2 separate regions of the Homo sapiens genome follow, and region 1 is linked to region 2. A link is a contact called in ENCODE Hi-C or POLR2A ChIA-PET data. All regions are on one chromosome and are shown on one strand. The core of a region is the stretch at or near the end of the contact, and the rest is flanking DNA. Distances in the headings are between cores, read along the strand shown.

Region 1 (2,700 bases), core at 197-2,696, 190 kb before region 2:
TGAGAGAAGGAGCAAAAACGAAAGCAAGAAGTTGCCACACTCTTTTGAACAACCAGATCTCATTACCACTCATTACTGAGGGAAGAGCACTGAGCCGTTCATGAGGGATCCACCCCCCTGACCCCAACACCTGCCACTAGGCCCTAGCTCCAACATTGAGGGTCACATGTCAGCAGATTTGGAGGGGACAAATACCCAAACCATATCAAGAAAGTATTTGGTGGCCCAGTTAAGAGATGACAAAGGCTACAAAGAGGAAGGAAAGGGGAAAGGCCAAGAGATATCTGGGAATTAGAATCCTCAGGACTTAGTTTCCTTACCACTATGGCAGTATCAGTAGTGACTGTGTCCCAAGCTCAAGAAAGTGAACTTGACTGTGCCTGGTCTCTCACAAATTTCCAGACCAGTCTTAGTGAGGTAAAAAGATGCATTCTAGGATCAGTGAATATTATTTAGTCATTTCATGTACCCAGTGGGTTAATGCTTCTATAACTAAAACAAGCCATTCCCCCTTTTCTGCCAGCAGAAAGATGGAAAACAAGGTTCACAATATGCTTCCCGTGATGTGTTAGGATTTGTTTGGTCATGATTTTTTATCCATAATAGAGGGATATAGTAAGAGTTTGAATCCCAGAAATAGAACTGCCCACTTACTTGGCTGAGGCAGGGGTAGGGGAGAAGCACTGTGTGTGGACAGAATTTCGTCAGGTGGTAGAACATGTTGCCTAAGGGGTTTAAACAACAGTATGTTCGAGTTCAGGCAAGATGTCAGTAAAACAGGAAACTACTGAATACAGACTAAATGTAAGAATCTTTATATATGATAAGAATCGAAACCTTCAGGGACTGAAAGAAGGTCATGGGGAATCTGGAAGACCAAGCAAAAGGTCACTTATAGGAAATGGATCATGTCTGCTTTAGATTCAAAGCCAAGACAGCTGTATATTAAACCCCAAAAAGTGGCACCAGACCTGTCAGAATGCTCACCACGCCAAGTCAGTGACTTAAAGAGTCAGTGATCCTATGGGTATAAATATCAGTTAGGCCCAAGAATGGAAATGAAGAAGGATGTCTAGTCTGGAAGAACCTGCCACCACCCACAAACTAAGTCATCTTGACCAATAGGTTGAACTGTACATGAATCCATATATTAAACAAATACTTACTGCATGGTCATCTGTGGTATCCTATATCCTAGACACTTTGTTGGTTTTGTGATATAAAACTGAAAGAGACACTGCATCCCTCAAGGAGAGGGGGAAGTTGGCAGGCACAGAGCAATAAGTTTCCTCCTTTTTAGAGGTAATGGTTGGTCCCACCTTTAGCAGAAGATTCATATAACACCCTCTCACAGGAGAGAACAAGAGCAAGGCCTCAGCCCAAATCAGAGCCCACACTTTCAGTGGACAGTCACTCCTCAGCACAGACAGCACCCATGTGACTCACCAGACTCCCTTGACCACAGTTTTTCCACAGTCAAAGGCAGGCAGAATGGTCTATAAACTGAAACCACTGGGTTATTTTTATTTCTTGGCTCAAGTTCAGATTCCCACACGTGGTGGAGACCACGGATACGTAACAATGTCTAGGGCATGACTGTTGTATTCACACCCACTATCACAATTCCCTTGTCCTACTCTTACCCACTGAAGAGGAATGTGAACAGAAAAGACTTTGGGGGGTGGAATTGATATATTTTGCAGTACTAGTTACTAGTGGGTGGACTACATGTGAGGATTATGGAATAAAAATTTTTTTGAACAAAAGGTGTGCATTATAAACAAGTCTCATTATATTATTATTATCATTTTTTCTTTCGAGGTGGGAGTAGACAGAAGAGACAATCAGGATAATCTTGTCTGTCATAGCCAGAGAACATCAGAAAAATACTCCATTTAAAGAGAATTTATTTTCTCTGGCTGGCAGAAACAAACGCTTGTATATCTTATATATAATTATATACATATATATGTATACATATATACACACACATATATATATGTATACATATATACGCACATATATGTATACATATATACGCACATATATGTATACATATATACACACATATATATATACATGTATATACACATATATATGTATACATATATATATATATATGTATAACACTTTATAAAATACCTGGATACCTGGTGGGTATAGACTAATGCAGAATAAGCTATTCTTTAAAATCTAGTATCCACAGATAATAACAAGTATTGGTGAGGAAGTGGAGAATTAGACATTGCTAGTGGGAATGTAAAATGGTGCATCTGCCTTGGACAGCACTTTAGCAGTTCCTTACATGGTTAAACATAGAGTTATAAGACCAAGCAATCCTACAACTAAATATATACCCAAGAGAAATAAAAACATATGTCCACATAAAAAGGTGTACACAAATGTTCCTTGCAGCATTATTTGTAATAGCCAAAAAGTGAAAACAGCCTACATGTCCATCAGTTGATAAATGGATAAATATAACTGATATATTCATACAATGGAAAATAATTTGATAATAAAAAGGAATGAAGTATTGATGCTACCACACGGATGAACCTTGAGAACATGCTTTGTAAAAGAAACCAATCACAAGAGACTACATATTATTCCATTTAGGAAAAGTTTTCAGATTAGGGAACTACCTAGACACCAAAGTAGTTTGATTAGTAGATACCCAGACCTAGGACTGGTGGATTT
Region 2 (2,845 bases), core at 266-2,765:
ATCTCACTTTCCTCACTTATCAGAAGAGGAAAATATCCCAGTCCAACCAACTTCACAACAAGTCATTCTTATAGTCAAATGAGTTCATGGATAATAATAGTAGTCATGGCTGGGTGTGGTGGCTCACGCCTATAATCCCAGCACTTTGGGAGGCCGAGGTGGGCAGATCACCTGAGGTCAGGAGTTCAAGACCAGCCTGGCCAACATAGCAAAACCCTGTCCTTATTAAAAATACAAAAATTAGCTGGGCATGGTGGTGGGCGCCTGTAATCCCAGATACTAGGGAGGCTGAGGCAGGAGAATCGCTTGAACCCAGGAGGTGGAGGTTTTGGAGAGCTGAGATTGCGCCACTGCACTCCAGCCTGGGCAACAAGAGCAAAACTTTGTCTCAAAAAAAAAAAAAAAAAAAAAAAAGTAGTCACTAACATGTATTGAACCATCATTCTATGTCTGACCATGTGTTGAGAGCTTAACATAGACCACTGCAATTAACTCTCCCCAGACTTGTAAAGGTAAAGGCTGTTATTATCTTGCATTTTACAGAGAAGCAAACAGAGGCTCCAGGATGTTAAGTAATGTACTGAAGTTTTCTTAGTCTTTGGAGGAGTCAAGATTTACTTCAAGCATTTAACTACTAAACTATCCACGCTATAAAAGCGCTATGAGGACAGAATGGTATTCTATAAATATAGGCATCAGCATTATTATATTTCCCTGTGTATGCTCTGAACTCCCAAAGACACTGAATGATAAAGCAGAAATTATTAACAGGTCTTTTTTATGTGTATGACTGGTTGTTTGGACCCCAAAATATTCCACTAGTGGCACCCAGTGGCACCCATAGGCATTGATTAACCCCACTCAGAGTCTCTAGGCCTTGGAAGACCAATTTGACTGTGAGTGGTAAGATAGAAGCAGACTAACTCACCCCAAAGAACATTTTACATGGTCCCCAAGCCCTCCCCCAGCAGCTCTGGCAGAGATGAACCTAGTCACTCTGCCCTCACTATTGCAGGCCAAAGTGGCGGGGGCCAGGCACAATGACCTAAAAGGAAATTTGGTTCTGATAGACTAACAGAGGAGATAGGATATGTGTGGGGTTCTGTGCTTGGCGCTAGAATTTGTGGTTGGCAAATGCAAAGAGGCTGTTAAGTGCCCGCATATAAGATGATGAAGAATACTTCTTCCCTGTAAGTCTATTCTCAGCACTGGCAGGGGCCCCCTGCAGCAGGAAACGTTGGGTTTACAGGGCAGGGTCCCTTCCTCTGCTGCAGATGCCCCTGTTTAATGGCCCTCCCTCTGCTCAGGCTGAGAGGGCCTGACCCTCACGGGACAGAAGTCAGCCACTGCTGAGCTTTGCATTTTCAGGTCTTTCAAATGCATTGTGTTTGTCCCCAGCCAGCTTCTGCAGGGGCCCAGGTTGGTGAGTGGGTGCTAATTTGCCTAACAGGCAAAAGGGGGTTTGTGTATCACCAATGTCTTTTGGGAGGGAAATTACAACCTGCTGAAGGGGGAGCTGGAGGTGATCAAATGTGACTAAATGCGGTAAAACCAGCAACTTCACAACTTCTTGTTGTGAATGCGGTAAAACCACCAACTAAATGCGGTAAAACCGACTAAATGCGGTAAAACCACCAACTTCACCAACTTCTTCTGAGGAGACCAGCTGGGGGAAGGGGGCTGGAGGTAGAATTATACTTGTTGGCACAAACAGTGGGAAACTGGGAGAAAAGAAAGACCCCCAAACCACAGGCCTCCTTCTAATCTGGACCTTGAGTAGGAAGGAAGGATTTTGGGAAGGGTCCCCTTATCCTACAAATGAGGAAGCTGATATCTAAAAAAGCCTCAGGACTACAGCAAGTATGCCCTCATAGTAAACACAGAGCTGCAATCAATCCCAGGCCTCCTGGGCCCCAGGTCTGGACTTTTCCATCCCAGTGCTCCCTCTATGGGTTAACATCACACACCCAAGTTTGAGCAAACATTTAGTTGTAAAATGGCTGATGTGCACGTTCTAATGAATAAGCCACAGTTTAAGCACGTCAGGCAAGAAAACTTGGGGTAAGGCATCTATTTTAGAATGGTTGGGGGTGGATGTGGAGGACATATGTTGGTTTTCCTGCCCACCAGTGCCACCACTTACAGTGTTCAGGTGTCTGTCACACAGCACAATGTTGTCCTGCCAAGGAGTCAATTGAGTCAATATCCACCTTTAGTTCTGCTCACTCAACTATCTGTCCTAGGTGTGGGTTTTCTTCTGCCCAGAGGAAGGCAGGTCAAAGGTGCCATCTGCTCCCCAAGAAGTGGGGGCATAGGTCTGCATCAGCCTGGAGGGGGTGCCTGTTTCCAACTCACAAGGGTCCCACATAGGCTAGCTATGGCATCTTGCATCCATCCCTTCTTCTTTTGAAGCTGAAACACAATTTTCTTTCGTGGAGTCAGGCCCTACCCAATCTCAGTCCTGTGGTTTGATGGAGCAGACCCCACTCTCATCTTCAGGAATGGACCACTGACCCAAGCCTGTAGCCATTTTAAGGATGGGCACCTGACTTAGTGAGAATAACTACAGAATTATTGCTGGAACTGTTGATACCAAGCCAATCCTTTTCTTGGAGTTGCTAATCTCGGGAGAGGTGGAGGGAGCAGAAAAGAAGATAGCATTGCAAGAAGCCTCGGAATCAGTTGAGTCTGACCAGATTCGTCTTCTTATGGTTAGTTATACGAACCAATTCTCTGTTTTACTCAGGCTGGGTTAGGTTGACTCTCCCTGGCAACCAAGAGAATTCTCACCAATACAATGAGAAAGCGGAAGTTTCACCTTAAATGAAAGCTCCTCTAGCATCCT

Evidence for each region. Hi-C counts contacts between places; a loop is a spot of excess contacts on that map. ChIA-PET counts read pairs that join two places held with the same protein, here RNA polymerase II (POLR2A). Pooled maps may share reads with other maps.
Region 1: a loop to region 2 is called in a pooled map, with 5 times the contacts of the local background. The contact joins two enhancer-like sites. A Hi-C loop is called at or near these places in 21 of 37 single-sample maps with no recorded cell type and 6 of 50 pooled maps. POLR2A ChIA-PET finds 5 or more read pairs at or near these places in 1 of 52 experiments (GM12878).

The regions. Positions count from the first base shown.
Region 1 is chr3:23,566,630-23,569,329 of GRCh38, forward strand. All of the region lies in intron 5 of UBE2E2 (ubiquitin conjugating enzyme E2 E2), which reads left to right. Among named protein-coding and RNA genes, the nearest start is that of UBE2E1, 240 kb to the right of the region's middle. Within about 2 kb of position 1,447, at least 3 of the 41 ENCODE cell types and tissues checked have a DNase peak (open chromatin) inside an H3K27ac peak, as active enhancers do.
Region 2 is chr3:23,759,681-23,762,525 of GRCh38, forward strand. No RefSeq gene overlaps it. Among named protein-coding and RNA genes, the nearest start is that of UBE2E1, 45 kb to the right of the region's middle. RefSeq lists enhancers at 31-200, 713-1,349, 1,350-1,986, 1,571-1,620, 1,721-1,840. Within about 2 kb of position 1,516, at least 4 of the 41 ENCODE cell types and tissues checked have a DNase peak (open chromatin) inside an H3K27ac peak, as active enhancers do.